Regions from separate parts of the Homo sapiens genome. Here region 1 is linked to region 2. Evidence: chromatin loops called from intact Hi-C (ENCODE). Cell type or tissue: sigmoid colon. All regions are shown on one strand. Links, peaks and the distances in the headings refer to the core of each region. The heading gives the core; the rest is flanking DNA.

Region 1 (15,402 bases), core at 4,092-12,091, 63 kb before region 2:
GGCGCACGGGTCCAGATGGAGTGGTAGAGATGGAGAACTGGAGGGTGCCAGGGTGACAAGGCCCTGCCTGCAGCCTGCCCTGCAGAGCACTCTGGAAGGAGGAGGCACAGGCAGCAGGAGCAGCATCTCTTTTCTTCTTTCTTCCCCTGGGCACTTGTTCTAAATTGGGAGTGAGAAGAGAGGGAGAAATAGTGTGCAGACAGCCCTGGACGTGTGCTGTACCCTCAGGCGGAGCCACCCTCAGTGCTCCCTGCTCCTGCTCTGTTGCCTCTCTCCAGCTCACCCTGTTCCTAGAAGGGAGTGTCCAAGGGAAGAAGCAAATGTCTCATGTCTCATGAGCCCCTGGATCCCCCGACTGGGCTTTTCTGGCTAGTGCCATGAGCTGCCCCAGGAGATGGGAGCCACACTGGGACTCTGGCCCTAACGTGGGGCCACCTCTGGGCTGCTGCTTCTTGCCTGCCATGCAGTGGGGACAGGCTGAGGTCCAGGGGCCTTTCCGTGCTGATGTCATGGCCACACAGGGTTCCTGCCTGGCTTTCCACCAGCAGGTATGTGACCTGCCCTCCGAGTCTCCTCCCTGAGCCCGGCTTTTTCCTGGGCTCTGTGTCCTTGTTGGACATTTGGGGTGTTGGGGGAGATACAGACCGCAGAAATGGTGGGTCCTCTGGCCCAAACATTCCCTTACAAATTTAATCCTAATTCCAGCCACCTTATTCACTGGAGAAGCAGCAGGCCTCACCCCATGTCCTCTCCCACCTCTCCCAAACATCTGGTCTCCATTGAGCCCTGGGCGCTGTGAGCTGTCCCTGTTGGGTGTAGAGGAGGTGTAGATGTTAGTCCTCTCTGGTTTCGGGCTGCTGGTTATGAGGAGCTCATAGCTCGGGCTGGTTGGATGGGGGCACACAGGCCAGGCGCCCGGTGATGATGCCCAGTTCTCCCTGTGACCGTGGCCTGAGGTCTCCTGTGACGCCAGGCGCCTGTCACCCTAACTTATGACTGACTCATGGCTGCCTTTGCTGAAGGCGGAGAACTCTGGCCTCCCTGGCCCGTCTCTGTCCTGGGAACGCCTCAATGGATATGCCCCATAAATGCACTTTTATACACTTACTATGACTGGCAGTGATGATGTCATTTGTTAATAAGAATAACAATAAAAATGCCTGGAAATGGAGAAAAATGAACCACATAAGAAACCTGTTTCTGATTTCCAGAGCACCAGAGCCCAGCTGGGAGGTGACTGTCCAGATCTGGAGCATTCTGAGGACTTCAGAGGGCTGCCTGTGCATTGATGAAGAGCATAAGAAAGAAGACAATCCTTGCTGTTCTGGGGAGACCTCAGGGATGTTCCCAGGCCACATTTCCAGACACAAGACCACAGAACCCCAGCCAGGAGCGGCCACCAGCTTTTGCCGGGGGCTTCAAAAGCCCACGTCTGCATCCCGGCTGCGTCCCCGCAAGAACTGCGTGCTGCAGGCACCATCTGCGCCGAGCTGGGACTGAGCCGGCCTGGCTCCCCTCCCTTTCAGCAGGGCAGCCCCACAAAGGAGAGGGCCTGCCAGCCCCAGGTTTGTGTAAATATTTACTGGGCTGTTCAGGCTGCTGTGATTCGAGGCTGTTGCCACACCACAAAACAGACCAGAAAATGAGCTGGCACGTCCCCGAAAATGAGGCTGCTGAGGCACTGGGGCTGTAGGAGAAGGGCTTGCCATGGTCCCTGCCCTCAGGCTGCAGGGGGAGGGAGGGCTGGGCTCTGGGTTTGCTCAGGCAGCACAGCCTGGGGCTGCCCTGGGGAGGATGGCTCAGGCCTCCAGGAGAGGCCCAGGAGTGATGCAGTGGGGAGAAGGAGCAGCTCCAGGACAACAGGGCTGCCGCCCCCACATCCCTCCACCCCAGTCACCCCAGGCATCAGCACAGCAGCTCATTTTATCAGCACCTCTCACCTCTTTAGGGGACTAGGCACCAGGAAGCCGGTGGGGCACTGGACGCCTGATGTTCCTTGTCCAAGAAGCTCACTTCCTGTGGCTGCTGCGTCTTCTCTCAGGGAGGAGGCGTGAGGGCATTTTGCTTTAGGATATCGTATGTGGGATCCAGAAATTCTTACCCTTACCCTCTCACTACCACCAGAGACACAGTGGTGACAGTGGTGGTGCGGGGGTGTGCACAGGTGTCCACACATGTGAATACACATGCAAACACGTCTTCACATGTGAACATGTGCAGACACATGGATGTGTGCATTGCACTTGTGTGCACGTGTATGACTGTACCGTGTGTGTGGGCATATGTACTGTGTGGACATGTGTAGACACTTGTGTGTGCACATGAGTCCTTGTGTGTATTGGACAGTCAAGCGTGTTGCATTTTGAGAGTGGGGTCCTCGCTCACACCTTGCTGCATGATGGCCTGTGCCCACGTGGAAGCAGAGACCAGAGCAGCTTCCACAGTGAGGAGCTCAGAATGCTGTTCCTGAGAGGACAGGCATGGCACTCGCACCTTGACACGTACGTCTCCCTGTGATTTCAGGCAGTGCAGAGCTGGGAGCTGCAGACTCACTGGAGGCTCTGGGAAGCTCCAGGAAGGGATGTGGAAGCCAGGTGTTGAAGCGTTTTTCAAGCAAGTGACAGGGGCATGGGCCAGCTTGGTGGCCACAGGACCACAGGACTGCAGGACCTCGGGTGCAGGTCTTAAAGTGCCTTTCAAGCAGGTTACAGGGCATGGACAAGCTTGGCAGCCACAGGACTGCAGGACCTCGGGTGCAGGCGTGGACCAGCTTGGTGGCCACAGGGCTGCAGGACCTCAGGTGCAGGCGTGGACCAGCTTGGTGGCTGCATGACCTCGGGTGCAGGTGTGGACCAGCTTGGTGGCTGCAGGACTGCAGGACCTCAGGTGCAGGTGTGGACCAGCTTGGTGGCTGCAGGACCTTGGGTGCAGGCGTGGATCAGCTTGGCGGCTGCAGGACCTCGGGTGCAGGCGTGGACCAGCTTGGCGGCTGCAGGACCTCGGGTGCAGGCGTGGACTAGCTTGGTGGCTGCAGGGCTGCAGGACTGCAGGACCTCGGGTGCAAGTGTGGACCAGCTTGGCGGCTGCAGGACCTCAGGTGCAGGTGTGGACCAGCTTGGTGGCTGCAGGACCTCGGTTGCAGGTGTGGACCAGCTTGGCGGCTGCAGGACTGCAGGACCTCAGGTGCAGGTGGGCATTTCATTATCATCGCTGCTGTTTGCGAGATGATGCTTGGGGTGGTTCAAGCAGCTGCCGGGACATCATGAAGGAGGGATTCCACCTGTGCCAACCCCACCCGGCTGTGTCAGGATCACCTGGGGCTTTTAACAGTGCCCGGACTCCAGCCCAGACCAATGAGGCCTAAATTTCTGGTGATGCCCAGGTGTGAGCATTTAAAAATATATATATCTACAAGAGATTCCATTGTACGACTAAGATTGAAGGTCATTGTGGAATTTCCGTCAGGAAAATGGCCCTGAGTTTTACAGAGGTCACTTTGGGGTTGGTGCAGGGCATGGACCAGGCGGGAAGGGCTGTGGCAGAGGTGGGGCCGTCTGTCGGGCGGCACTGAACGCCCAGGCGGCTGCCTTCTCTTCTACATCCAGCCTCCTGCTGCAAGGACACAGAGGCCCAGGACCTCCTCCCAGCACCTGAGCACCACCCTGCTTTTGCCCATGGACACGGAAGTCTCCAGCTCCCAGGCCCCCTTTGACATCGTCAGGTGTGCCAGGCCTTGATTCATCTAGCCTAAAACACAGCGTTTAGCAACAGTTCACTTGAAATATAAACAAATTCCCAGTTAAAGGAGCTTCTGCCGATCAGAGGGTCTGAGGGATCCTGGGTTTCAGGTTGAAAGTTCTGGCTGGGCCTCTGCTCTGCCCTTCTCTGGCGGACAAACCCCACCCATTGCCTGGCTCCGCTGCTGGGCTTGCTCCAAAGTCCCCTTGGAGTCAAGGCCACTTCGAGGCTCCACACCTGTGCTCGGCTCTGCTGGCTGGGAGCAGCCTCTCTGGTGTCCTCTCTGTCTTGAAGTCACCTCCCACCTTCTCCGAGGTGGCCTGAGAGCAACCAGGCGGCTTCTTCCTGGTCCTGTCCCCACAGACAGCCACGCGCTCTGGGAAAGCAATGCACGGCCCAGGATGCCGTGCCCATGTGTACGCAGAACCCGGCCCTGGAGTGGCACAAGCTGGCTCGCTCTGTCCCCACCTCTCTCTGTCTCCATTTCTCCCTGTATCTCTCCATTCCTGTCTCTCTGTTTCATCTCTCCCTGTCTATCTCTCTCCATCTCCACCTCTCTGTATCTCTCCATCTCTGTCTGTCTTCATCTCTGTTTCTCTCCATCTCTGTTTCTGTCCGTCTCTGTATCTCTTCATCTATCTCTCTCTCTCCATCTCTGTCTCACTCTGTCTCTCTTCATCTCTGTCTCTGTATCTCTTCATCTCTGTCTATCCCCATCTCTATCTCTCTCCATCCCTGTCTTTGTCTCTCTCTGTCTCTCTCCATCTCTGTCTCTCTCCATCTCTCTCTGTATCTCTTCATCTCTGTCTCTCTCCATCTCTGTCTCTCTCCATCTCTATCTCTCTTCATGTCTCTCTGTCCGCCTCATCTCTGTCTCTCTCCATCTCTCTCTGTCTCACTCCATCTGTCTCTCTTCATCTCTGTCTCTGTCTGTCTCTGCCTCTCTCCATCTTTGTCTCTCTTCATCTCTGTCTCTCTCCGTCTCTCTCTGTCTGTCTCCATGTCTGTCTCTCTCTCCATCTCTCTCTGTCTCTGTCTCTCTCCATCTCTGTCTCTGTCCATCTCTGTATCTCTTCATCTCTGTCTCTCTCCATCTCTGTCTCTCCATCTCTGTGTCTCTGTCCCCATCTGTGTCTCTGTCCATCTCTGTCTCTCTGTCTCTGTCTGTATCTCTCTGTCTCCATCTCCATCTCCGTCTCCCCACCTCCCGCTCGCCAAGGCTGCTCCCCTCACCAACTCCCCTACACCATGGCTTCTCCCTGTCTCTGACTCAACAGGGACTGAGTGCAGCAAGGGCCCTGGGGGAGGTCTGGGCTTTCTACTGCCTTCTGGTTACAGCTTCTCCTCCCCCGTATCTGTCCTTCCTCCTGGCCTAATAAGTCCACATTTTATTTATGTGTGAGTACATGTGACAACCAATAACTAATGTCCCAATTGAAAAGGAAATATAACACAAACTTACCTTAGTTTGTATAATATCAACTTTCTGTCTCAATCCAGGTCTTGTCCAAAAAGTATTGATTGAGGCAAACCCCTGGTACAAAATAGAAATTTAGTGAAATTCAGCCCATTTCACTTATGTAACTCCATCAAGGGCCTATAATAATGGCACTTATGGCTGAATAATGAACAGTAATGTGCTTGGAATGTAAGCAGAATGTAAGCTACCCACTTGTACAATCTTTCCTAGGAAAGGCAACATCGAATCTTAAATTAAGTTCAAGTGCTAACAGACATGAGAGTTCTTGGTTAAACTGTGAAATGTACTTTGATGTAAGCCATCCTTCCTGCACATGGCCGAGAAGTTCACCTCTACTTTATAGCAAGGCTTCTTCAAAGAAAAGCCTTTCTTCAATGGAAAGACGTCCTTCAATTTACATGCTAGGACAGGCATGGATATTCATGGACGGGCTTCCTAAAGCAGATATATCCACCCATTTCTTAAAATATTTGCCTAGACAGTTAAGACCTTTGTATAGAGGCCTGGCTGGGATTAAGGAGCTCGCCTGAAGTGCCCAGAGTGGTGGAGGGTGTGGCTGGTCCCAGGGTCAGAACACTCATGCCTGTGTGACACACCCCAGCTGTGTGGCCTGGGTGTGTAGCTCACACTCTCTGAGCCTCCGTTCCTCCAAGGACAAAATACAATAGTCTGTCTTGTCTAGCACTGAGTTTGCAGAGGGGCCACCACCAATGCAGGCGAAGAGCCCGGCCTGGAGCCTGGCTGAGAGGGCAGGGATGGAAGACGTGATCGTGGGACAGTCACATGAGAGTGCTTTGGAAAGTTAAGGCACCACAGAATCTCCAGGTGTGCTCTTGCTACCAGGCCATGACCCGCCTGTCCACGCGCCTGCAGGGTGTGGGTACATGTATATTAAGTGTGCTGATGAGATCGCATGCACGCCCAGCAGGCCTCCCGCCCTCCAGGCACGTAGAAACCTGGGCACAGCGCCTGAACAGGCAGGTCCAGGAGCCAGGTGTTTGGCGCCAGGTGCGCGTCTGTGGAATTTGGCTCTACAGAGGTGACTCAGCAGCCAGGCACTCAGGGCCCCCCGGGTGCTGAAGCGGGGGCAGAGCCCGGGCCGCCCAGGCAGGTACTGTTGTCCAGACTTTCACCCAGGAATGCTTCTTCCAGCTTTTCTAAAAGGGACACTGGCATCGGTCCTATCCTAGAAATAAACAGCCAGGAAACCCTACCCCTGAGGCATCTCTGCCACAGGCCTCCTGGTCAAAGGCGGAGCCTCCCCAGCCCCGGGCCTGCCCTACCCACCTGAGGCTTCCCAGTCTGAGCTGGTCAGCTGGGTTAGCTCCCTGCACTCCCTCCCCAACCCCCTGGCCACGCCAGCAGGGTCAGGGGCCTCCAGCCTGAAAGGATGGGAAGTCAGAGAAGCAAAAACAAAACCCCAGATGTCATCTTATCACCACCACACAGCAGAACTGAGCCGGGTGGTGCACCTCGCAGCCTTGCAGCGATGGTCTCAGTGGCCCCTAGGACAGCAGGCCTGTGAGGTGCTATGAAGATCCCCATTCCCATGAGAAACCTGTGGCCCAGGCAAGCCTGGGGGCCAGGGACTCGCAGCTCCTTAGGGGCAGAGGTGTCGTGGTGCTGGGGCCAGGGGCGGCTTGTAGATGCCCTGAAGCAGGTGCCGCTGCATATGCAGGTTCAAAAGGGAAGACCCACAGCCCACGGTGGCATCATCGTCATTTGCTGGCATGTGGGTTAGAGGCCCATCAACATCAACATGCTCCCTCCCCACACCCATGCCCAGTGAGAAGGGGAGACCCACAGCCCACGCCTCCCGTTTGGTGGCACCGTCGGCTGGCGCACAGGTTAGAGGCCGTCCACATGCTCCCTCCCCATGCCCGTGCTCAGTGGACTCTTGAATGCGAGGTTAGGAGGTCGTAGGCAGATGCTGCTTACCAGCAAAGGGGACATGAAGGCTCAGGGCGCCCGCCTGCTTCCAGGCCTCTCCTCCGCTTGGGCTGTCTCCTCCCGGGCGTCTACTGGGACCTCGTCCTGGTTCCTTCCTCACTGGCTGCCCCTGCCTGTCTCCCGCCTTCTGACCCCTGTCCCAGGAAGTCTGGCTGTTCCCTGTGACCAGAGGGGATCCAGCTCCACAGACACAGTTGTTTGCCTTTCGTGGGTGGTGCCAGCATCTGCAGAGAACAAACATGCCCTGCAGTCTCTTCTTCGCTCTGCTGCCAGGCTAAGTATTTGTACAGAGGACAAGTGGTCTCGAATCGGTGGAGGCTGGAGTTCTTGACACTTCACTGTACACACAGATACGTCGAAAACTGGAGAACAAACCAACTTTGAACACTTATTAATGGACGACCTTGAAGATCAGGAACAGTTACCCTCTGAATGTGTTGTGCTTCTCCAAATTCAACCCACGAGCAAATGCCTGTCTTCAGGATCCGCTATGTGTCCTGGGCTAATGTTCCATCTGTTGTTCAGTGCTGACGCTACACCAGAGTTGGGTTTCTGCCATGAAGGAGGCTAGCGGTGCTATGCTGACCAGATGTTGGGTTTCTGCCATGAGGGAGGCTGGTGGTGCTGTGCTGACCAGATGAGCTGCTGTTGTTTTTTAACTATACAGTGACATTTATTCACAATTTGCAGTTACCAAAGCAAACATTTGTTATTTGCCCCCACATCACAGAGGACTATGTTATTTTTAATCTCCCTTATACAGTTGAAAAAATGAGGCTCAGACATTTACCCCAAATCATAGTTTATTAATGGCCACATCTTTTGGCCAACGCTCTGAGGTTCCTTTATGCCTCACTAACACAAAACGCACATCCTCAGGACCAGCTAGTGTGTTTGAAAGGTCAGTGTTTACTTTTTCTCCCAATTTTTTATTGTGGTAAATACAGGTAACAAAAAGTGTGCCGTCTTAACCATTTTTAAGTGTTCAGTTCAGTGGCATTAAATACATTCCTACATGCAGACACCACCATCATCTGTCTCCAGAACTCTTTTTGAGTAGGCGGTCTTATTGCAATTAAAAAATAATTTATAGATGAGAGAGCAAATAAACTGATTTTAAAACATGGCCCCCGGGGATCCCATCCAGTGCCTGGGATCAGGGGCACCCGGGCTCAGGGGCGGTCTCCTCCACCATGATGTCACCAGGCTCGGGGTGGACTCCTCCACCGTGAAGTCACAGGGCTCGGGGCGGTCTCCTCCACCCGTGACGTCACCGGGCTCAGGGTGGTCTCCTCCACCGTGAAGTCACAGGGCTCGGGGCGGTCTCCTCCACCCGTGACGTCACCAGGCTCAGGGTGGTCTCCTCCACCGTGACGTCACAGGGCTCGGGGTGGTCTCCCCCACCGTGACGTCACCAGGTTCGCGGTGGTCTCCTGCACTGTGACGTCACCAGCCTCGCGGGTGGTCTCCACCGTGACGTCACCGGGCTCACGGGTAGTCTCCTCCACCATGACGTCCCCGGCGTCTGATGCCTGCGCCTCCTACAGAGTGGGGTTCAGCCGGGCTGGGCAGGGTCCAACCTCAACACGTTTAAAGCTCCCTGTTCATGGCCGCAGGGAAGGGTCACTCATCCAGCCCAAGCAGGAGACGTGGGCTCCGTCTTGAGACCAGGGTGGCCGGTGGGCAGAGGCCCCGTCAGCGCTGCGTGAAGGGCTGGGAGGCCCCGCCAGGTCTGGGGAGGGGGCTGTGACCCTTATTGATGGGGCGTGGGGAGGCGCTTGCACGTCTGGGGCGCACACCCGGGGGACCCCACCTCCAGGGCCATCTGATCCCATCTGCAAGATGGAACCACACAGCCCAGGCGGCTGCGGCGCCCGGAAGGCGGCCCCACAGGCCTGTAGCTGAGGCGGGAAGGACGCGCCCGCCTGTTTCCTGCGGCCTGGGGCGGCCTCGGGCGGCCTCCATAGCACCCTCCCCGAGCGCCTCCCAGGATGCGCCTCCGCCCCACCCGGGGTCCCCTCGGCCACCGCCTGGGAGCCTGAGCTTGACCCTTTCCTCAGCTGTGGCCTCAGGACTCCGCTCCGTCGTCGTGCCCGCTGCGCTCCTCAGAAGCCCGTGGGTTCCCAGCGCCTCTGCGCCATCTCTCCTCAGCCCGCGCGGGAAGCGGCGCCGAGCATTGCCCGGCTGGCGAGACCTCCCGTGAGGCGCGAACGCGGCCTGAGGAGAGCCGGAGAAGGGCGCCACCTCCCACGGCAGAGCTGGGAGGGGGTGGAAGACAAAGGCGGGAAACGCCGCTCACCACCGAGCTGGGACGCACGGGAGGGCGGGCGCTGGAGACGGCCCGGCCAAGAGGCCCCACCTAGGGCGGCCGCCGGGATCCACGTGCGGGGCGGAGCGGCCCGGCAGCTCCAGACAGAGGGCGGCGGGAGCGAGGGGCTGAGGCCGGGGTTCCCGGCGCGCTAGCCTCGGGCGGTTCTGAGGGGTCAGGCCGGAGCAGCAGACCCGGGCCCAGGGCCTTTTGCGAGGCCTGGCTGCCCGGATCCCGATGCGGGTCCCGACCCACTTCAGGGAGGGGCATCCCGGGAGCCTCACGCCCGCAGGAGCAGCGGGAGACGCTCTGCGCTGGGATCGGAAACCCCAGCCCCGCAGCTGTGTCAGCCCCGGCTCCGCGCGGCCCAGAGAACCTGGCGCAGGCAGTTTCCTCACCTGAGGCCGGGAGAAGGATACCGGCCCTAACTTAGTCACGTGGCGGGTTTGAGGATTGAAATGTTTGAAGCAAAGTGACTGTTTTAGAAGGCGCTTTATAAATTTTTAAGTTTTTATGCTTAGCTGGAACAATATAAACTTTATTAAATTGTCAATCTCCAAATGCTTTCAATCTACAAAACAACAATTAACTGTGATCAACCTACTATTAATGTTATTTTGTAAAATGGGACGCAGAAGGAGGAGCAGCATTAAAGCCCCGTGGCCTGCACTGTTCTGGGAGCTCCTTCTGCAGGTCCGCGGCCAGGAAGTCCTGGCGACATTAGCACTTCGGCTGAAATCCGCCTTCCAGGAAGCGGCTCTGACCACCCCGCCAGAGGGACGGCCAGCCTTGCTGGGTCCCAGTGCACCGTCTACCACGGAGCTGCGGTCGCCGCACTGTGTGCTGACCGACCAACCAGAGTGGGTCACCGTGGCCCACCACACTAGCAAGGTGGAGACAGCAAAAGTGTGCGTCTAGTGTGGAGGGCTACAAACTACACTTTTCTGGCCCCCAGGGCAACAGTTTCCTGGACATGTGGAAAGATGGATGTGTGGATGGAGAGGTGACACACGCGCGGACGGAGAGGTGGACGTGTAGATGGAGAGGTGGACATGCCGGTGGAGAGGTGGAGGTAAGGATGATGCCCATATAGATAGTTGAAAGAACAAGCTCTGGTCAACGTTGCTGGTGCAGTCTTAGAGCTTGTGTGGTTGAGGGCCCGTGCTGGAAACCATGGCAGGCATCACCAGGGCATGATCTAGGGCCTTTCATGCATGTCTGAAGTGAGGGATCACAATTTCCACGCAAAGTGTGTTGATCTCACCAATACTATGGTATGCAGATGCTGCATTATAGGATACGCAGAACTAGTCTCAGGTTCCTAACCCACATATATCCTTTGCGAATTCTAGTTCAGATTCACTAGAGACATGTAATTATTTCCACAAATCTTCCCACAAACCTGTGCAATGTTACTGTTCTGTTATTTGGCAGATGAGGTCCAGAGAGCCTGGGACAGCTTCCTGTTCCTGAGTAGCCCCCGCAGATGTGAGGGAAGCACACACTGAACGGTGCTGTCCAGAGAGTCGATGGCCCTGGACACCCAGACCTTGCAGCACACTCCCAGTCCAGGCCAGAGGCAGCAGGGCTTGGACAGAGCCCACGGTCCTCTCCACACCCACGAGTGCTTTCAGTCCATCTCCCCAAACACACGACCCCTTTAGCAGCACTTTTTCCCTCTGTGGGCAGCCGGGATGGAGCCAATGGCTCCGAACTTCCACTTGACACTCAACTGGGTGGCAACAGGCAAGAGGCTGTGTGCTTTGGGAGGAAGAGTTTAAACCCAGCAGACGCCAATCTGTGAGGTGGAGACTGTCTCGCCCAAGCTGACCCAGGGCCTAATACTAATGAAGGGCCTTAATTTTTTATTTTCAGTACTTCATTCTCCACATGCAGTTTTACCTACTGTCACATAATGACACGAGTGAGAGACAGCATTTTTCTTTTCCGCATTTCTATAAAGGCACATGCTCTTATAAATGTTAGTCCCATTTCCAGACACACTGCCAATAAAATGGTGTGAATTACATATAAAAACATTAATATGCTGAGTGCAAATGTTTGAAATATATAACAATTTTAAGAAATTCTGATTCAGTGCTTTATTTTTTACTGTATTGTTAATAGTACTATCAACAGAAACACACATGCGCGTGTGCACACACAACCCTGGAAATTCCCAGACCACTCCTGATTTCCAGGAGACTTTCATAGTATCCTCACAGAGCAATGTTTTCCATAGGGGAGGCTTCTAATGGATGCTTCGTTGATGAGGAAAGGTAGGAAGAAAGGACGGGGGAGGCAGGGAGGAAGGGAGTGACTTAGCTGTCTTCATTGTGAAACTTCAGACTGGGCTCTGAGGGGCTCCTTGTCTCAGCTCCCATATCGGTAAGAGGGGGACCTGCCCTGCCTGATAGTGCCATCACTATGGTTGCTGGGACCATTGGCTCAATTGGGAGAAGGCGAGTTTTTATTTAATCTTCCTACAGGGCACTTTGGGGAGAAGGCAGTGGCCTGCAGTGATTTAGGGTGTGGGTTCTGGGTCGGACAGACCTGAATTAACTGACCTCCATCAGTGTAGGTGACATCTTCAGGCCTCAGCTTTCTCGCCTGTGAGTGAAGAATAAATGCGTAGGATATGATGAGTTAATAAATGTCAGTGGGCAGCACAGGAGTGTACTTCAGGTCAAAAAAAAGTTGTAGCTATTATTAAAGAGTAATGAACATGAAAATACTTGGAAAATGTACAAATGCTATGAAAATGTAATGTGTTATTATAGAATTACTAACTGTGACAGACTAGGCCTTCATCAGCACAGAGCATTGTCATTAACGGCAGAAATCCACCTGTGATTTGCAGGTGGCAAACCTCCTGCCCCTCAGCCTCCTACTCCGTCTCACTATCTGCACTCAACAAGCTGCCCCAACCCTGGGAGGGCAACTGAGCACCCCTCAGTGAACTATGCAGGTTGCCGTCCTCAGCACGTGGAAGCTGCTTTGGCGGGAGCTCCATAAGTGGTGAGGGGCAGTTGGGAGTGAACTGCAGGTGATGTGCTTTGGCCAGAGGCAGTGGGGGCCTCAGACACTTTAGGGTCAGGAAACTGTGGGATGGCGGTGCTGCTGGAGACCGCGTGAGTGAGAACAACACAGCTATAAGAAGGCGGCTGCCTGGTCTCCCAACAGCAGCAAACCAAACGGATCCAGGAAACTTCCTGTTAGGACCAAGTGCGTCATCCGCCTCCTGTGGACCAAAAGTCTCTGCTGACTAATGATAGCTGTTTGGGTGACCGCTGGCCCAGGAGAAAGAATTCGAAGCTCTTGCACCATATTCCTGGTCTGAGGGGCTTCTCCACAGGAGAACCCAGTGGGAAACAGCGCTGAGTGGGTTTGCCTTACAGAAGGCTCAGGGTTCTCTTGCTCCCTTGGCCATTGGTCCTTCATCTGCACAGGGGGGCCACACACTTCGTGAGCCCAAGGCTCCTGTGATCCCTGTACGCTTGGCGACTCACAGGAGACATTGAATCTGGACGGGCGAGTCCCTATCAGTTGGAATGAGGGGCCTGGCCCAGACAGCTCTGAAGCAGATCCACAGCTCCTCTCTCCTTCTCACAGTGTGTTTTCCCGCGGCCTATCCCACATTTGGTGAATGACACTGGGCACTGTCAACCACCGGAAACCTGGAGCCAGTCCAGCCTTCTCTTGTTCGCTGACTTCATGCCTTTGCCTTTGCACGTGTGTTTTCTAGGCGTCGGTGTAGAGCCCGCCCTGGGCGTGGGGGCACAGGGGCCCTGTCCCCACGGAGATCATGGTCTATGAAGGAAGCTAAATATAAAACAAACAGCCACACACAGAAATATATAATTGCACGTTGCCATAAATGTTGTGAGGCGAAGTATAGGGTATTGTAACAGGAGGACTTAATTTAGTTTTGGAGATTGGGCAAGGCCTTTCACAGAGGAGATGTTTACAGAGGAGCGAATCACTCACTGTTAAGAGTCTGGTGAAGAATTCAGGGCTGAGCATCGCAGGCAGGGGAGGACCATGAGGAAATGGCCTTAAAACAAGAAACAGCTTTGAGAATGAAGGCTCAGGCCGGGAAACTCAGGCGTGGGCCATGGTAGGCGGGTGCTGCTTTACTTCTTGGATGGTCCAGCTTAGCAGCTGCGATGAGGGAGGGGCCCTGGCTCCCAGGACCAAGCCAGCACAGGCAGGGGAGGGGCTTCACCTGGGGTGGGCTTGGGAGAAGTCTTTGAATGGCACTCCAGTGGCCACAGCCCCTGGACCCCTAGATTGTGGGCCTGGATGTTTCCACATCTCCTTTCAGTTTTATGTGTTCCCAAGACCTGCCCCTGTCCACATGGTGCCACTCCAATGTCTCCTCCCCTCGGCCCCACTGTCCATCCCTGGTCTGAACCACCCACACCCTCCTGCCTCCTCTCCCGGCTCCCAGTCTTGTCACCTGCATGGTATTTTACTGCTGCTATAGAGAGATATTCCAAACCCAATTGTATCTCTGCTCAACCTAAATTTCCCTTGACGGCTCCGCCTGGTGCTCAGGTCTTGCGTAAGTTACACAGAGCCCTCTGTGATCTGCCTCCACACTGTTCCGCTCGCCCTCACGTCTTCCCCACGAAGCCACCTCTCAGCCACATGGAATCTCTCACAGTTCCCAAATGTGAGAGGCCTCTCACCATTTGCCTGGCCTGGGCTGTTCCCTCCTGGAAGCCCTGCCCTCCATTCTCTCACCCTCCGGATTCGCCTCCCCCCTGTTCCGGGTTCTGAGTCCCTGGGCTCCCACCCTTCGTTTCTATTGGGCCCAAAGCCTGTGAATATACCAGGGATCAATTGCTACAGGCAGGTTCCCTGGCCTGCCTTCCCACCAGCCTATGAGACCCTGGAGGTAATGACCTACACCTTTGTTTCCATAACCTGCACCCAACACCACATGGGGGATCTCAAATGAAAAAAAAAAAAAAAAAAACATTGTGGATGAAAAAATGCTTTTCTATTCCTCTTGGACTCTTCATTCTTTAGGAAAACAAAGACGCAGTCTATGAGTCACGATATCTTGGACTTAGCGATGACAATTTATATGGTGTACAGCACAAATAGCTAAATGGGGGTAATCTGAGGAAAATAGAGCACTGGGTCTCTGAGGGAATTTCCTAAAAACCCCGAATTAGGGTTGCCATTTCAAGGAGTGATGAAATTTCTTTTTGGCAAAGTTGTTCTCTTAAACTTCCATTCTCAGCAATAAGCTTTGTTACAGAACAATGGCAGAACAAACCTTCAGTTCTGCTTTTTCAGCTGCTCAGTTTGCAGAAACCAAGGTCAGGCCTCCAATGGGACTTTTTAAGGAAAATGGCCTTCACCTCTTGGCTCACCATGGTCTAATCAACATTTTTTTCAGGACAAGAAATTGTTTGCAGCGAATGCCGACTGCACGTTTGCTTTGTGCCATGCATTGTTCTGAGTGCGTCGCAGGTATTATCTTATTTATTTCTCACAGGAGGCTAACCACACAAGTCATTTTGTCATCCCAATTTTACAAATGAGAAAACTGAAACCGCAGAGAAGTTGACTAACTTGCTCAAGGCCACACAGTTGGTAAGTGCTAGAGCCATAATTCAAACGCAGACTATCTTATCCACAATTAGCTACAATTCTGCCTTGTCATATTTTCTGTCAGGGTTTGATTTTCGATTTTGGTCCTGTGATTTTTAAAGTATTATTGTGATTCTTCTCCAGATGTCCAGAAGGTGCACTCCCTTGGTAGGGAAGAGAGGGCATTGGTATCCCCCAACTTCCCTCAGGGGCCTCTCACCAACAGCTTTTACAGGGGATGTGAAGAGTTTCTCTTTTCACTGGGGCTCTCAGTTCTAATAATCTTCCACACCATTTTGTGAACAAGGAGATGCCAAGCTGT
Region 2 (15,402 bases), core at 3,649-11,648:
GCTTAAAAAAAAAAAAACAGAAAAAGAGAACGGACAAGGTCTTTGACCAGCGAGCAAGGAGACTCATTTGGCACAGAAATCAGTAACTCAGAAACAGGCCTGCAACCCTGGATCAAGGGAATCCAATACAATCTCCTCTTTCTGGCTCAACAGAAAATAGAACAAACTCGGGGCCACTAAAACGGAGTGTGCCCCAGCATGCTCAGCCTTCTCCCGGCTGACTGCGCTGGTCCCAGGGTTACCTGTGTGAGCCACGCTCTCCAGCTCTCAGCCGCAGGTTCCTGAGTCCCTGGGGCCACCTCAGGCTCCTCCAGAGACTCCACTCTCCCTTTAGGACAGGGCCTGGCAGCCGTTGTTCCTAAAATCCCAGCTTTTCCTCGTCCAAACCATTAACCTTGCTGTCCTTTATTAGGGCTCTTGGTCTTGCTGGTCATGCAATAGAAGGGAGGGCTGGGCAAAGGTGGCACCCAGAGCCCAGAGCTGGAGCTGATGCCCAGAGCAGGTCTCATGGTAAGAGTCCAGGGACAGTGCCCACGGGGGACGGGGATCCACCAGGCACTCTGTCCTCATACGCTTACTTGAGATTAAAAGAACGGGGACAGCATCCTGCCACTGAACCTGGGCTGTGACCACCGAGACCGCACAGGTGGTGACAGAAAGAATCTGCAGAATGAGCTCCTGGTGCCCGTCTTCTGTTGGAGGAAGGCGGGCACCACAGCCACTGCCCTCCAAGCTACAGCAGGAGCAGGACATCACCATCCTGGACACACACTGCCATTTTAAGTTCCCCTTGATTAAAAAACCACCTAAATCTGCCCCAAAACATCAGCCTAACAGCTAATGTCAGCATAAACAGAAACACTGCAACACTAAGGTAAACTCCCCTCTGACTAGAGACATCCCAACCCTGCAATAAACTTTCCCTCACATAGAAACAATCCAAGCCTGTGATAAGCTCCTTAATATTCTAAACCCTAAATATTGTTAGTCTGTAAGAGAGAATGCTCCTGACTGAAATCAGCCAGAAGCCCCTCTCAGGTTTATTCTCCAAAATAAACCTGTCTTGGACTGTCGAACCACTTTTCATGATTCTTTCTTCTTTCTTTAACTCTTACACCAAGTTACAGCCAGGAGCAGGAGACCAGGTCCCTGGGAGGAAACTGACCAGACCCGGTTCAGAAAGAAGGATGGATGGCAGGTGGCAGGTGATTCATTTTACGATGATGATGATTTTTTACAGACACGATCTCACTCTGTGGCCCAGGCTGAAGTGCAGGGGCAGGATCATAGCTCACTGCAGCCTCGATCTCCTGGGCTCAAGCCATTCTCCCACCTCAGCCGGCCGAGTAGCTGGGACTACAGATGCATGCCACCACATGTGGTTAATTTTTTAATTTTTTGTAGAGATGGGGTCTTGCTATGTTGCCCAGGCTGGTCTTGAACCCCTGGCCTTAAGCAATCCTCCCACCTTGGCCTCTGAAAGTACTGGGATTGCAGATGTGAGTCACGTCACAGTGCCCAGAGATGAGTAAGTGAGAAATGACTGCTCACCTATCACCCAGATACTTCTGTCCTGCATATGAAACCCTCTTCTGCACATTTCACGACACATTTGCGAGGTCATCCCCCATCGCTGGGAGCTTTGTTAGCCGCAGGTGCGTATTCATCTTTGCACCATGACACTGACAACATAGTCACTCATCTTCTTTGAGAAAAAACCAATCTGTTTGTATCCAAAAAACCGCAAGAAGCCATCGGTACCTCTTTCAAGATTCATTTTTAGTATTTCTGTACCCAAACCCCCCGATGAAGAAACAGCACATGGCACACAGCAGCCTGGCCCAGGGTTAAGGTGAGGCATGAACCCGGCCCAGGGCTAAGGTGAGGCGTGAACCCGGCCCAGGGCTAAGGTGAGGCGTGAACCCGGCCCAGGGCTAAGGTGAGGCGTGAACCCGGCCCAGGGCTAAGGTGAGGCGTGAACCCGGCCCAGGGCTAAGGTGAGGCGTGAACCCGGCCCAGGGCTAAGGTGAGGCGTGAACCCGGCCCAGGGCTAAGGTGAGGCGTGAACCCGGCCCAGGGCTAAGGTGAGGCGTGAACCCGGCCCAGGGCTAAGGTGAGGCGTGAACCCGGCCCAGGGCTAAGGTGAGGCGTGAACCCGGCCCAGGGCTAAGGTGAGGCGTGAACCCGGCCCAGGGCTAAGGTGAGGCGTGAACCCGGCCCAGGGCTAAGGTGAGGCGTGAACCCGGCCCAGGGCTAAAGTGAGGCATGCTTTCATTAGTCCCGTCAGGAGCTCTTGGCTCCTCTGTGACTGCAAATCATTTGCACCCACCTGCGAGTCTCTCCTTCTCAGGATGCACCCTCATGATACATGGAGCAAACACAATAAGCCCTGATCTCATGGGGCTGCTTGGAAACGGGCTGAGGTATCGCACCCCGAGTCACAAGCTTGCGGGAAATGCAGGCACCCATGACCCAGTGCCAGCATGCTCTAGTGGTGTGGGGATTTTGCATAACATAAGGTGAAGCTGTGAGCAGAAGAGGGGCCTGTTGGGTTCTCTGCATCTTTAAGGACTGGGCCTGGCCCACTGACTGCTTCACAGGAGAAGGCAGCATTTCCTGGGGACACAGAGAATCTCATAAAGACACTTCTCTCCCAGGGTTAAAGCAGCTGTGCGGTGCTTTGTACCATGGTCAAGCTCATGCTCCATGGAGGGAACAGGACACGCGGTGGGAATCACGTGGTCCCCTCCTGTGAGTCGATGTTTACTGTGAAGCCTCAGGGGTGAGAGGAGCAGCCAGCTGTGAGTCTTCTCTGGGTGGAGAGCACATGCCGACAGACCAAAACCCAGCACTGGCCCATGGGGAGCTTCCTGTCACAGGGGAGCTGAGGTTTCATTCCAGCGCAAAGAGAACATCTACCAAGGAAAGAGGCTCATGATCCCACTCACACAGAAAAACGTGCCCCTCGGGTGCACACGGGCAGTGGGTTGTGGGGCAGGGGAGCAGGAACACGATCCCATCCACACGGAGGAACGAGCCCCTTGGGAGCACATGGGCAGCAGGTCGCAGGGGAGGGGAACAGGAAGCAGGGGCTCCCTTTGGAGGCTCCTGGAGTCATCCAGGGCTGATGTGAGGAAGCGTCCGCAGAGCTCAGAGAAAGGTGGAGGCTGCAGAGCCAGGAGTAGAAGCTTCCAGGCATTTTTTGGAAATGGGATTAACAGGACTTGGTGAGGCCTGAAATATGTGAGTGGTGGGGCCAACAGAAAGACCGAGGGGAAAAGACGGGCCTCCCAGGACTCTCAGGTTGCTGCTTGAAAATCGGGGTGCAAGGCACTGCCCCTGCTGAGACGAGAACTCCATGCAGGAGTCATCACGTGCCACTGCCACAGAGCACCACGTTCACACCCAGCTCAGTGGAGAGACTTACAGAGCATGAGGGACTTGCCCAAACATCACACGGCTCACCCACCGTGAAGCCAGGACCCTGTCTTCGATCTGCTGACTTCCTGTCCGCCAGCACTATGCGCTCCAGAGGCACTCTGCAGGGTCAGGGCTAGGAAAGGCCACTGTCCGTGATGTCGGCCATTCCTCACCAGGCCCAGCCAGAGCAATGGCCGGGCTCGAAGAGGAGCGTTTCCACGGATGGAGGCTCGGCGGACAGTGCCCCTCTCCACTACGAACTGACAGGCAGGTGTAGAGCAGCGCTGGTTCTCTCTTGGGTCCTCGTCCATCTTCGTGAGTGGCTGTTGCCTGTGATGCCATTTCCATCCATGAACTCCCTGGCCTGTTTTCCTGTGCTTTTCATTCCTCTTCTCCCTGCTGATGGTGGGAGTGTTAAAGGTCATGCCCTACACCTCAAAAAGGGCAAAACTTTCTACTCCCCAGAGTGACTGTACATTTTAACCTTTGCACTCAAGCCAATTCTCAACAACACTGTCTACACGCCCTGCAGCCAATGCGGCCATCCAAACACAGATGGAAGATCTTCAAACTCCTGCCAGGTATAATGCATGCCAGCTTCTCCATCACCTGACAAATACCGCCCATGCTCAGCATCTGCACGCCTGGGCTCACCTCCCCTGAACACCATGTCTTCCCACTGCCTGTTTAATCTGAGCTTTTTCTTCTCCACGAATAATGCCACCTCCTCAGTTTTTACAGTCTCATTAGTGTATAATTAAAGTGTGATAAACAGCGTGCAATTGAAGTATTATCAGCCTAACATATGTATACAGCCAAGAAACCAGTACCACAACCTAAATAGCAAATCTTTTCCTCTCCCCCAAATCTCTTCCTGCCCCTGCAGGCTCCTGTGGGGTGTCTGAGCCCCTCACCAGGCTGCCCACAGGCCCTGGTCCTCCCCATGTGACCCCTTCCCAGGGCTGCCAAGTGTCCTTATGACGGGCAGAGGGCACGGAACAGCATGAGCCGGGAGTGTCCCCAAAGCAAAAGCCACAGTCTTTTTAATCTAATCTCAGACTGGATGCCCCACACCCTGTGCCCTGCTGTTGGTGAGAAGTGCACCATCAGCACAGACCATGCTCAAGCAAGGGGTGGGTCACACCCCTTACTCCTTGGCTCAAGCTCTTATCTCTGCTACCCTCACCCCTGCTCACCCTCAGCCCTGCAGATGCAAGCTCAGATCATCGACTCTTCCAAGTCCTCAGGTGGACAACTTGGAAGCTCTGGCCAGCTTAGAGTTTTTCCTTTCCTTATTAGGGCCATTTCTTATCTCCCTTCCATCAAACACGTCCTTCCATGGGCCACCCACGATGCTATCTCAGCACCAAAATGCTGCAGGCACTGGCCGGACATGCAGAGCTGGCTTGGATTCTGGAGATGCCCTGATCCCTGGGGTCTCTTCCAAATGCTGGTAGGAGGTTTGGAAACCACCACCCAATTCATCTTACCGAGCCTCCTAATTTCCAGGCTTCTAAGCTGCCCTATTCAATCATACGTTGCATTAGAGCTTCATTGTTATGAATTCTTATTCATTCATTACTTGTCTGTATTAATGCCATCTGCCTTATATTTTTAAAGTTCTTAGAAACCAAAATACCCTCCTGGTGTTGATTTAACCATGTGCAGTGTCCACAGGGCACAGTTACAATTATATGCATAATAAATTATTCTGATGATAATTATTCTTCGAACCCAGTAATGATTTAAGGACCACCTGGTTTGGGATTACCTTTCAAGCTTCTTTACTACTTTAAAATGACCCCAAAGGCCTAAGCTGTGGTAAACCGGAGCTGAGGACAAAAATTACAGAGCCATCGCACTCCTTCACAGGAACCGTGGAGGCACTTGGTGCACGGCCCTGCACCTGTGCCCAGAGGAACCTGGAGGCGCTCCGAGCACAGCCCCGCACCTGTGCTCGGAGGAACCGTGGAGGCGCACGCACGCGCACGGCCCCACACCTGTGCCCGGAGGAACCATGGAGGCGCAAGCACGCGCACGGCCCCGCACCTGTGCCCGGAGGACCCGTGGAGGCGCACGCACGCGCACGGCCCCGCACCCGTGCCCGGAGGAACCCTGGAGGAGCACGCACGCGCGCAGCTCCCGCACCTGTGCCCGGAGGAACCGTGGAGGCGCACGCGCGCGCACGGCCCCGCACCTGTGCCCAGAGACCGGGAAGGGAGGGCCTCCAGCCATGCAGGCTGCACGGGTCGTCGTGCTAGACTTCACCTTTTGTCCTGGCTGAGGTCAGGGAAGTCGCTGTGATGTTCCTTTTAGAAAACTTAGCCGAGGGCTGCGCATGCTCACAGATGGCGAAGCAGTGAGAATAACAGGACTCACAGTTCTCTCTGATAACAAAGGAATGACAGAGCTAATCGCTGCGATTCCTAAGAAGTGAGGAATTAATTATGACATACGAATCTTCACCTGCCATTACTTCAAGAACAGAATTAAAGTAGGCTTCCTCTCCTGCACAGTGGTGGGATTCTTCGGTCTGTCTCCCTGGCACCGGGGCGTGATGCTGGACAAGGTCGAGGGGTTGCGGCTGCTGAGGCTGCTCCGGGAGCTCCTGAGGTCCTATGCTGGGCCCTCCCAAGTGCCCCTGCTCACGGCAGACAGAGGGAACTTCCTGCCCCAAGAGAGGGGCGTCAGGCTGGACCGTGGCCCCTGCTCCTGCAGCTCCTAGGCCCAAGCCAGTGGGCCGCCCCACCTGTGTTCGCCTGTGGTCTGGCGGAAGCTGGCCACGTTTCCTTCCCTCCCTGTCACCGGTCACCAAGGGCCACGGGACAGAATTGGTGGTTTGGCTGCGGTTGGTGAGCTGGGTCCGTGTGCCCGGGCTCCCTCGCTGCGTCTCTCTCTTCCGCGAGAACACAACGCACCTCCCTGGCCTCACACACCCAAACTTGGCCCCTACCACAGCTGAGTCGCAGCAGAAAAGGCCATGTTGAAATAAAACCCTGGAGAGGAAGACTGCGAAGGCCAGGTGGGCTGCGGAAGCTGAGGTTTCCTGCGCCCCAGTGGATTCTGCCCACAGCGTGGAGCTTGGTGGCTGAGCCCAGAGCAGCGGAGAGGAGAAGGGGCCGAAATGTGGAGCCCGAGGTGGCTGCAGCAGGCTGGGGGCGCCCGGGGACTCGCTCGGGGCAGCGCAGCCCCTTTCCCGGGCCCTGGGCGCGGACCCTCTGCACACGCAGTCACAGGCCCCAGCCCCACTGTGGCCGAGGACCAGGCAGGCCCCAAGCTCTTCCTCCATGGATTTAGTAATTCGTTTTCAGGGCAAGCTGGAAACAGGACATGAGCCAGGCAAGGCCGCGCTCCTCTCCACTGGCCTCCCCGCGCTGTGGAACTCGCTTGCTCTTACATAGAAAAGTGAGTTTCCTGGTGAAAAGCTGAAAGCACAACGGATCTGGGCGTGGGTTTTGCCGCTTTCTCCTGAAGGAAGCCACGGACGTCTTGGCCTCTTTGAAACCTGTACATGAAATTTGTTTTCTGGGGCAGGCGCCCTCTGCAAGAATCTTACTTCCCTTCAGCCCACCGAGATGGCTGCGGCGTCCCGGGCGCTGAGATGGGGGAGCCCTGAGGGCGTCTCACCGGGAGGAGGCCGTGGGCCCAGCGCGAAGCCGACCCGACATTCCCCCATGAGCCCGGGAGGCATCGCCACATCACTGGGTGGAAGGCGCCCCGCCGCCGGCGCAGGCCCAGACCCCGGGGAACGCGAGAGCCACGAACCTGGGCCAGGAGCCGCCGAGACCAGCCCCGGCCGCCCCAGCGCTCCTCCCGCCCGGGCGCGATGCGGTGAGAATGGCCCCGGGCGGGAACGTCCCCTGTCGGGGCGGCCATGGGAGGCACTGGGGTCCCTGCTCTGCGGCCGCCCCGGTGAGGAGGCGCCCCGGCCACCCCGAAACCCGGGAGAGGCGATGCTGGCGGTGACACCGTCACCCACCGCGAGGACCCGTCCCTCCTCCTGGGGCTGCGCCGGCGCCGGGAAGCTCCCGCGACCCCCGCTCTGTCCGGCTCAGGCTCAGGAGGGCGCCCTCGGGTGTCCGGGAGCCGCATCCTCACCTCCAGAGCGATGGTGGCAGGACAGGCCCACGGTCCTCGTTCGCCCCGGGGGTGCCTGGCGGGGAAGGCGCCCGAGATGCTGAGACCCCCGAGAGCACAGGCAGAACTCAGAGGAGGCTTCTGAGGGAAAATCTCAAATTCACCTCCTTGAAGAACCGACTGTCCAGTATGGGCCCTTAGCCACATGTGGCTACTTAAATTAATTTAAAGTGAACAGAATTAAAACTCCGCTCCTCAGTTGCAGTGGTTGTGTCCCAGCACTCACGTGGCTGTGGCGACCCTCAGTGCTAAGAATCGTCTCCACACCCCGGAAAGTTCCATGGGACAGGGCAGGTCTAGGAGTTGCTGGGTGGTAATCACAGACACATGTGAGAGGCACATGCACACACACACACACACACATACAAACACACACGTAAACACACACATGCACAGACACTTCCCCCTGGCAGTCATCCTGAAGAAGGGGCTGGCTCGCTATGGCGCTAAGCCTAGAACTCAGTGTCTCCTGGAGGTACAGCTTCAGCTCCAGAGAGGAGCCCTGTGTGTCTGCAGTGGAGGCCAGAGGAGTTGGCAGCCGCAGTACAGCGTTCCAAGGATGGAGGGTTTGGGAGGGGCTGCTTCACTTGCATGGGGCTCACCAGGGTCCACGGCTGGGGGTATTGGGAGCACTGAGGCAGAGAGAGTCACGGCCCAGCACCATGGAGCCCACATCCTCCAGGGGAACCCAGGATGGGGACTGAAATGACCAATCCCCATGAGGGCGCTCAGGGACTCATCTGCACCTCCCTTAGCCCCTGGACAGAGCTGCCGAGAAAGGCATCAGTCAGAGCCACGCAGGCCTCCTGAGCCGAGTGCTGGTAGAGAGGGGTGGCCTTCAGGAGGAAGACTGGAGGAGAGGGAGTTTTCTAAAAGGAATGCAGTGTCATTGCCACAGAGAGCCCTGATGGATGTCACACTGCCTCCCCACAGTGTCTGCTGCCTGGCTGGACAAGCCCAGCGCTCCAGCTTGGAGGCTCCTCCCAGCTTAGCAGTGGGGATTCCAGCCGGGAGAAGGCGCCTATATTTAAAACTAAAGTGAATAATGGAGACATTTTCTATTCAGGCTTAAAAAAATAAATTTACAAAAGACATGGAGTTAGGCCCTGGTCCTTCTCTGAAGGGAGGTCATCCGGCCAAGGCCCCACCCAGTCGCCCTAGTGACTCAGGGATCCAGCTTGGCTTCCCTGAAGGAAGGGCCCAGCGGCCAGCATGGCACCCAGGGTGGGGAACAGCGCAGGGCTCCTCACGGGCTCAGGCAGGCGCCACTCTCACCAGCACTGGGATTGCTAAGCCTCACAGAGAAAAGTACCATGGTTCTTTTTTAACTTCGCAGGAGTTAAATGTAACCGCATTTCTTGCCATGGTTAATTATTTCTCCATGTTTCCTAATTACCAACGGACTCTGCTTGCCATCAACTCCTAAATTAATTCTGATTATTTGGATGAGTGATAACAGGATTTCTGTTGCTCCTAATACTAAAACCAATCATTTGAAATTCAAAAGCACAGACATTTTTTCAAGAGCCTTTTCAGAACCTTATTGGGAGTGGGCACTCAATAAATGTTTGCCAAATTGATTTAAACCCTAGACTGAACTCCGTTAATAGCATTTTAGGACATTCATCTCGCCACTGAGCAGGTGCTCCTGCCAGCCCCTGGGAGGCCCTGAGGGCTCTGACTGGCCTGGGGCCTCCTGCTGCTTGGGCTCCCATGTGGCCTCAGGCCCTTGCGTCTGACCTTACCCCTGGCCCACGGAAGCAGAGCTTCTTCCCTGGAGTAATGAGTCCAGGCTCTGCTGATGAGCTGAGAGCTGAGAATGTCTCAAGGTTGGTGTCCAGAGGCTGCATCTTGGCTTTTTCCCTCAAGGTCAGAGGAGGGGAAATGATTGGGCACCAAGATTGGTGTCTGAGCACCCGCTCTCCTCCATGGGGCAGCAGATGGACCTCCGCAGTGCCCTCCAGCCGTGAAATGCCCAGGACCTCTGAGGCAGGCCTGGCCCCTGGGACTTGACCAATCCAGATGCAGGGCCTGTGGGTCCTAAGAGAGCCACCCGAGGCCCTGTCGCCGGCATCCACTGCAGGAGGCAAGACCCCAACATCGCCACCTTCCACAGCACACACAGCCCACTTGCTTAGCTCCCTGTTGCATTAAAAGATTTTCACAGAAATGACTTCCTCCAAGCTCAGATGCCGCTCTTTCCCCCTTTCCTGGAGGCTTTCTTGTTCTGTGCTCTTGAAACAGCTGCAGATCCTAGTGGCTTTGAGACACAGAGGCGGCCCGGCAGATTTATCATTCACTGCTAGCTCGTTAGACATTGTCAAAAAGCATGATCTGGCCCAGCATGAATGTTTTAACGGTGCCAGGGGGAGAGGAGGGAGGAGGGGAAGCCGAGGGCAGGGCTGGAAAATCGGGGAGGGGAGGAAGGAGGGGAAGCTGAGGGCAGGGCTCGAAAACCCGGAAGAACCGGGGTGGCGGGAGGGGGACCACCCCGCAGGCAGGAGGTGTGCGTCACAGACATGCTGGGGCTGCACGGCACTGTCCCAACCACAGGTGGTGTTCTGGAGGAAAACGCTACTTCTGCGTCTGACGGCCAAAGTGCCCTTGTTGCTACTGATCCGCTTACTGAGTGGAGTTCGTAAACACCAAGTACCAGGTGCTTCTTTCAGCAGGAAACAGGCCATCTGCTAGTGACTCAGAGGACGGAAGAGAATGTTCTTGAACGTCTTTCATGCTCAGGTACCATGCAGGTATAGGGCAGGTGCTCTGCTGGTGTGTTCACGCTTTGACTTACTTGTCTGAACCATCCTCCGGGAAGAGTTTTTCTTCCAACTTGCAGAGGAGGGGACTCAGCACAGCCAAGTCTCAGTGGCTCCCAAAGCCACGGATTAATGATCAGCAAATCTGAGGTTTGGCCCAAGTATTTAAAATAACCCTAATTTATTGCAGTGAAATTCACAACTGTAACGTGGAGCATGTGGAAGTGAACGGTTCGGTGTGTCCCACCTCCATCTAGTCCAGAACGCTTCCCCGACTCCAGAGGAGGCTCTGAACTCCCTGCACAGTTTCTCCTCACCCCCTGATCCTCCAGGCTGGCAAGTAGCAACCTACTTTGCCTCCATAGATTTGCCTGTCCTGGGCATTTTGTATGAATGGAACCACACAACACGTGGTCCTGTGTATCTGGCTTCTTCCACAAGCTTAACGTCTTCAAGGTTCATGCATGTTGTCAAGGTCTTACAAGTACTTCTTCACTGTTGTTTAGGGCCGAGTAATATTCCATCTCATGGATGGACCGCATTTTGCTCGTCCATCTGTTGATGGACATTTGGGCTGTTCCCACCTTCTGGCCACTGTAACGAATGATATTATGAACATGTATGAACAAGTATTTGCTGGAGTCTGTGTCTTCAGTTGTAGGAGTGGAGCTGCTGGATCGCATGCTAAGTCCATTTGCTGTAATGAACTCTTGGGGAGCCCCTCTATCGTTTCCACAATGGTTCTCACGAGCAATGCTCAAGGGTCCCAAATTTCTCTGGATCCTTTTGCCATAACGTCTTATTTTTTTTTTCATTCTCTTTCTTCCTGTCTTTCTGCCATCCTAGTGGTTGTGAGTGACCCAGGTTTTTTTTTTTCTTTATGTCAGTTGGCCTGATTCTATGACTCAGAATTTCTGTTGACTTTGGTTCCTGCTTAAAATTGAAAGGGGCTATCATCGACTTCAATTTCTCTAGCAAAAGTTAGAATAAAGATTACTGCGTTTATATTACAAGTGCAAAGAACCAATTATCTGTGACATTTTTTTCTTTCTGGAAAACTATCTCAACGAATAATCTCAAGCCTCTCACTGCCCCCAAGTTCCACCAAAAACAAAACCACTTTCAACCACTGAGGAGCCAACCTGAGCCGGCCATTGCATCTGTGGCGGCCTCCCTGGGGAGGGGCAGTGGCAGCCGGGAGGGTGCAGGATCGGGCTGGCGAAATAATCTCAGGGGAGGGCCGTAGGGTGCAGGGAGGACCGGAGGGTGCAGTGAGGACCGTGCTGGCAGAATGATCTTGGGGGAGGTGCAGAGGCGCCACGGGGATGTGCCGGCTCAGCCAGCCAAGGGCAAGGAGGCTCAGGGGGGTGAAAAGGAAGGAAGGAGGCCTCAGGCAGGGAGGCCCGTGTCCAGGTGCTGCGCCAGGACCCACCGCAGGCTCAGGCCGCAGAGGCACGGGACCCCGAGGGCCATGGTGAGAGAAGTAGGCACTCAGACCCCACCACAAGGGACACGGGGCCCAGGAGGGCCGTGTCTCATTCCCCAGCCACTGACCACAGTGCCTGGGTGCAGCCTCCAGCCCAGGCTGCCCTTCGCTTTCTCCCAAAGGTGCCACCTGCCCAGGCCTGCTTCTCCCGTGAGACATCAGGACCCGCGATGGCTCAGCGACTACTGTGAGAAGCAGCAGAGCCCAGAGGCGAACCAGCAGCCACAAACCCAGGTCCCATGGCCCTCAGATGCAGACCCCAGCCCCCAACCATAACCCTCTCAGATGCAGGGTCTAGCCCCCCACCACAACCCTCTCAGATACAGGGCCCAGCCCCCCACCACACCCCCTCAGATGCAGGGCTGCAGCCCCCCACCACACCCCCTCAAATGCAGGGCCCAGCCACCCACCACACCCCCTCAGATGCAGGGCCCAGTCCCCCACCAGAACCCTCTCAGATGCAGGCCCCAGCCCCCCACCACACCCCCTCAGATGCAGGGCCCAGCCCCCCACCACACCCCCTCAGATGCAGGGCCCAGCCCCCCACCACACCCCCTCAGATGCAGGCCCCAGCCCCCCACCAGAACCCCCTCAGATGCAGGCCCCAGCCCCCCACCACACGCCCTCAGATGCAGGCCCCAGCCCCCCACCACACCCCCTCAGATGCAAGGTCCCATAACTCCCTAGACACGGGCCCCAGCCCCCTATTCCCCCCCAGACATGGGGACCCCAGCCCCAGAAGGTGCCTGTTCAAAGGGAGCTCCGGGGTCCCGCTGGGCACCTGGGTGTGCTCCTGGACGCTGCCTCTGGGCACCACAGGGAAGGTGTTGAGGATGGACAATGCATGGGGCCAGTGGTCCAAGAGGAAGGACCCGTCCACTGGGGCCCAGGGCAGGTGCCAGGCTCAAGCGCAGAAGGCCTCTGATCCCAAGGAGGCAGCGCCGGCACTTTTGGAAATGGAGCAACATTTGGAATGCTTTAGGACTTTCTGTCCAGTAGGATTTGAGAGCAACTTTTAGTAGAATGAAAAAGAAGAGAGTGTTGTGAGGCGCTGCCTTGTAGCTTCCCGGCCGTCTGCCTGTTGAGTCTGTGTTCTCGAGTTCAGGATGAGATTTTCTCAAAGGCGGCACATGCAGCTGTAGCTACTTAGCGTCCTGATTTCAGACGAAGAAAATGCAGGGACGACTGAAAACACAAAACGGATACCACATTTGAATTCGGTGGCATGACCTGCAAAAGCGGACCCCAGCGTCCCCTCCTGCCGGAAGCAACTGAACACAGGTGAAGTGGGCGTGGCTCAGCAAGGCCTGGCTGGTAGGGTCGGCTGAGGCCGGAGGTCAGCAGCCCTGTTGGTTGCTGGCTGGGTATGGGTGCCTTGAGGAGGTTGCCATTAGCTCTGGGTGATGCTGGTGGGGCTTCAGAGACCCTGGTCCGCTGCTGAGTGAGGTCCGGACCCTCAGGACAGCCAAATTTGTTTCCATCCTGCATCAACACTTGCCACCCAAAACTCTGCTCTTGTGTCCTCAGCCCCAGCCCACCCAATCCTGAGGGCTGAGGTGGCCCTCCCCTCCACGCCCCCTCACCTGAAAGCCTCCTTGGGGCCTTGGCAGCAGCAGCCAGCTCTGTGGGAGGGAAAAGGAGGCTTGTCCAAGTGAAAGCCAAACACACAGCCACCCCCCCTTCACCCAAGTTCCCTGTGAATTTGCGTCTTTCTGCAAAACTCTACCCAAATCGTGTATGTGGAGCAAGACTACTGCCGGCCCCTCCCTCCCTCACCCTGGAGGCTGCAGTTCACGTTAGCACAGTGAACACTCTTCCGTGATTGCACTAAAGAAACTTGCTTGTCGTTTTTAACCCAGCACTTCCCAAACTTACTCGCATGGAGCTCTTTTCTTGCAAAACGCGTATTAACATTTGGTGGAACACTTGTACTCCTGAAAGCACAGCAGCGGCAATTCTCGTCTATAAATGGTTTTGAATTTAACAAATGCCATTCAACGAGGTTTTTCTTAACAGATTTATTGAGATATACTTTAAATGCATACAATTCTGTGTTTTTAACATACGAAAAGAAATCAAGCTGTTATTAGCAGTTACTTCCTGCTTCCTCTTCTCTCCTCCCCTGGCAACCCTAATCCACTTTTATTTCTACAGGTTTTCACTTTCTGTACATTTCACATAAACAGAACAATGCAACATTGGTCTTTTGTGGCTCTTTCACTTAATTTTTTCAGGTTCATGCATGTAGCATGTGTTTGTAATTCATTCTTTCTTTTCCTTTTTTAAATAATTCATAGATTCACACATCATTTCTTTGTAATGGCTGAATAATATTCCATTGCGTGTGTTTGTGTGTGCATTTGTGTTTTTGTATTTTTGTGTGTTTTATGTGTTTGTGTCTTTGTATTTTTATGTGTTTTTTTTGTTTTTTGTTTGTGTGTGTGTATGTATGTTTGTATGTTTGTGTTTGTATGTTTGTGTGTATGTGTTTGTGTGTGTGTGTTTGTGTTTTTGTATTTTTGTGTATGTTGGGTGTGTTTGTGTTTGTGTGTGTGTGTGTCCCACCTTATGTCCTTTCATCAGTTGATGGGCATTTGGGTAGTTTCCATTTTGGGCTATTTTGAATAGTTCCCTATGACATTCTTTGTTTTAGTATGTGCTCTTCTTAGACACAGAGCCAATAGGATGCATGTACAGAGAGAAAGATAAGAAGGGGATTTTTTAGCGGAATTAGCTCATGCAATTTTGGAGGCTGAGAAGTCCCATGACAGGTCATCTGCAAGCTGGAGAACCAGGGAAGCTGGTAGAGTGGTTCAGTCCAAGTCTGAAGTCTTCAGAATCAAGAAAGCTGATGGTGTAACTCTCAATCTGACACCAAAGGCTCAAGAGCCCAGGGGGTCACTGTGTTAAGTCCCAGAGTCCAAAGGTCAGAGAACCAGGGGTTCTGACATCCAGGGCAAGAGAAGAAGGGGTCCCAGCTCCCCAAGAGAAAACAAGAATTCAGTCTTCCTCTACCTTTGTTCCATCCAGGCCTTTAGCCCAGATCATTGAGGGCAGATCAATGCAGGTGGACCTTCCCCACTCAGTCCAACAACTCACACCTCAGTCTCCCCCAGAAACACCCTCACAGACATACCTTGGACAGATCAATCATTCTAATCAAATGCCAATCTTCCTAGGTTTCTCTTTTGGCAGAAGAGGGATGGGCTCAGTGCCTCCTGGAGTACTGAGGATGATCAATGGCCTCCCAGCTACCTGGGCATCTCTTGATCCAGTCAGGTTGACACTTATAATCAACCATCACAAGTCCACCCCTTGTCAACTTGGCACCCACATGCATCTCCTTAAACCATATTTAATCTCTTAAAAAGATAATGACAAGGTCATAGTTCCACCTAGCATGATACAATTCGTACAATAAAAACACACTAATTCCTTCCCCAGAGGAGGAAGTGAAGTCCTTGAGTGACATTTACTCCTCTCCTGTAACTTAAACACTATGGTGTAAAATTAACAATACTTAAATACTGATGCAAACTCAATACATCTCATATGATAAAGGAGTAAGATAGAAAAGAAGAAAAATTTGCCTAATATATG

What was found. A loop is a pair of places that touch in the nucleus more often than their neighbours do. Peaks named below come from ENCODE experiments on the same cell type or tissue, not always from the same donor. Only the 100,000 strongest peaks of a DNase experiment are listed, where the experiment ranks them.
Region 1: a loop joins it to region 2, with 3 times the contacts of the local background. A loop is called at or near these places in 2 of 110 quality-filtered maps.

Annotation. Positions count from the first base shown.
Region 1 is chr6:170,017,447-170,032,848 of GRCh38, reverse strand. It overlaps LOC105378150 (a long non-coding RNA gene), which reads right to left and starts at 9,082. Exons shown (of 3, transcript XR_943318.4): 1 at 7,157-9,082; 2 at 5,201-5,272; 3 at 1-4,114. RefSeq lists an enhancer at 3,032-3,537. In sigmoid colon, for the core only: no CTCF peak of the experiment used is centred there; DNase peaks (open chromatin) are centred at 6,158, 7,108, 7,738, 9,068 and 3 weaker places; H3K27ac peaks cover 723 bases; H3K27me3 peaks cover 1,078 bases.
Region 2 is chr6:169,954,044-169,969,445 of GRCh38, reverse strand. LOC100131532 (a long non-coding RNA gene) reads right to left here and starts at 6,823. Exons shown (of 3, transcript NR_027434.2): 1 at 5,689-6,823; 2 at 2,185-3,819; 3 at 1,768-1,836. LOC107986674 (a long non-coding RNA gene) reads right to left here. Exons shown (of 5, transcript XR_001744483.2): 5 at 14,174-15,402. It also overlaps LOC107986675. In sigmoid colon, for the core only: a CTCF peak has its summit at 7,515 (motif pointing left); DNase peaks (open chromatin) are centred at 7,095, 7,485 and 10,005; H3K4me3 peaks cover 933 bases; H3K27ac peaks cover 1,458 bases; H3K27me3 peaks cover 531 bases.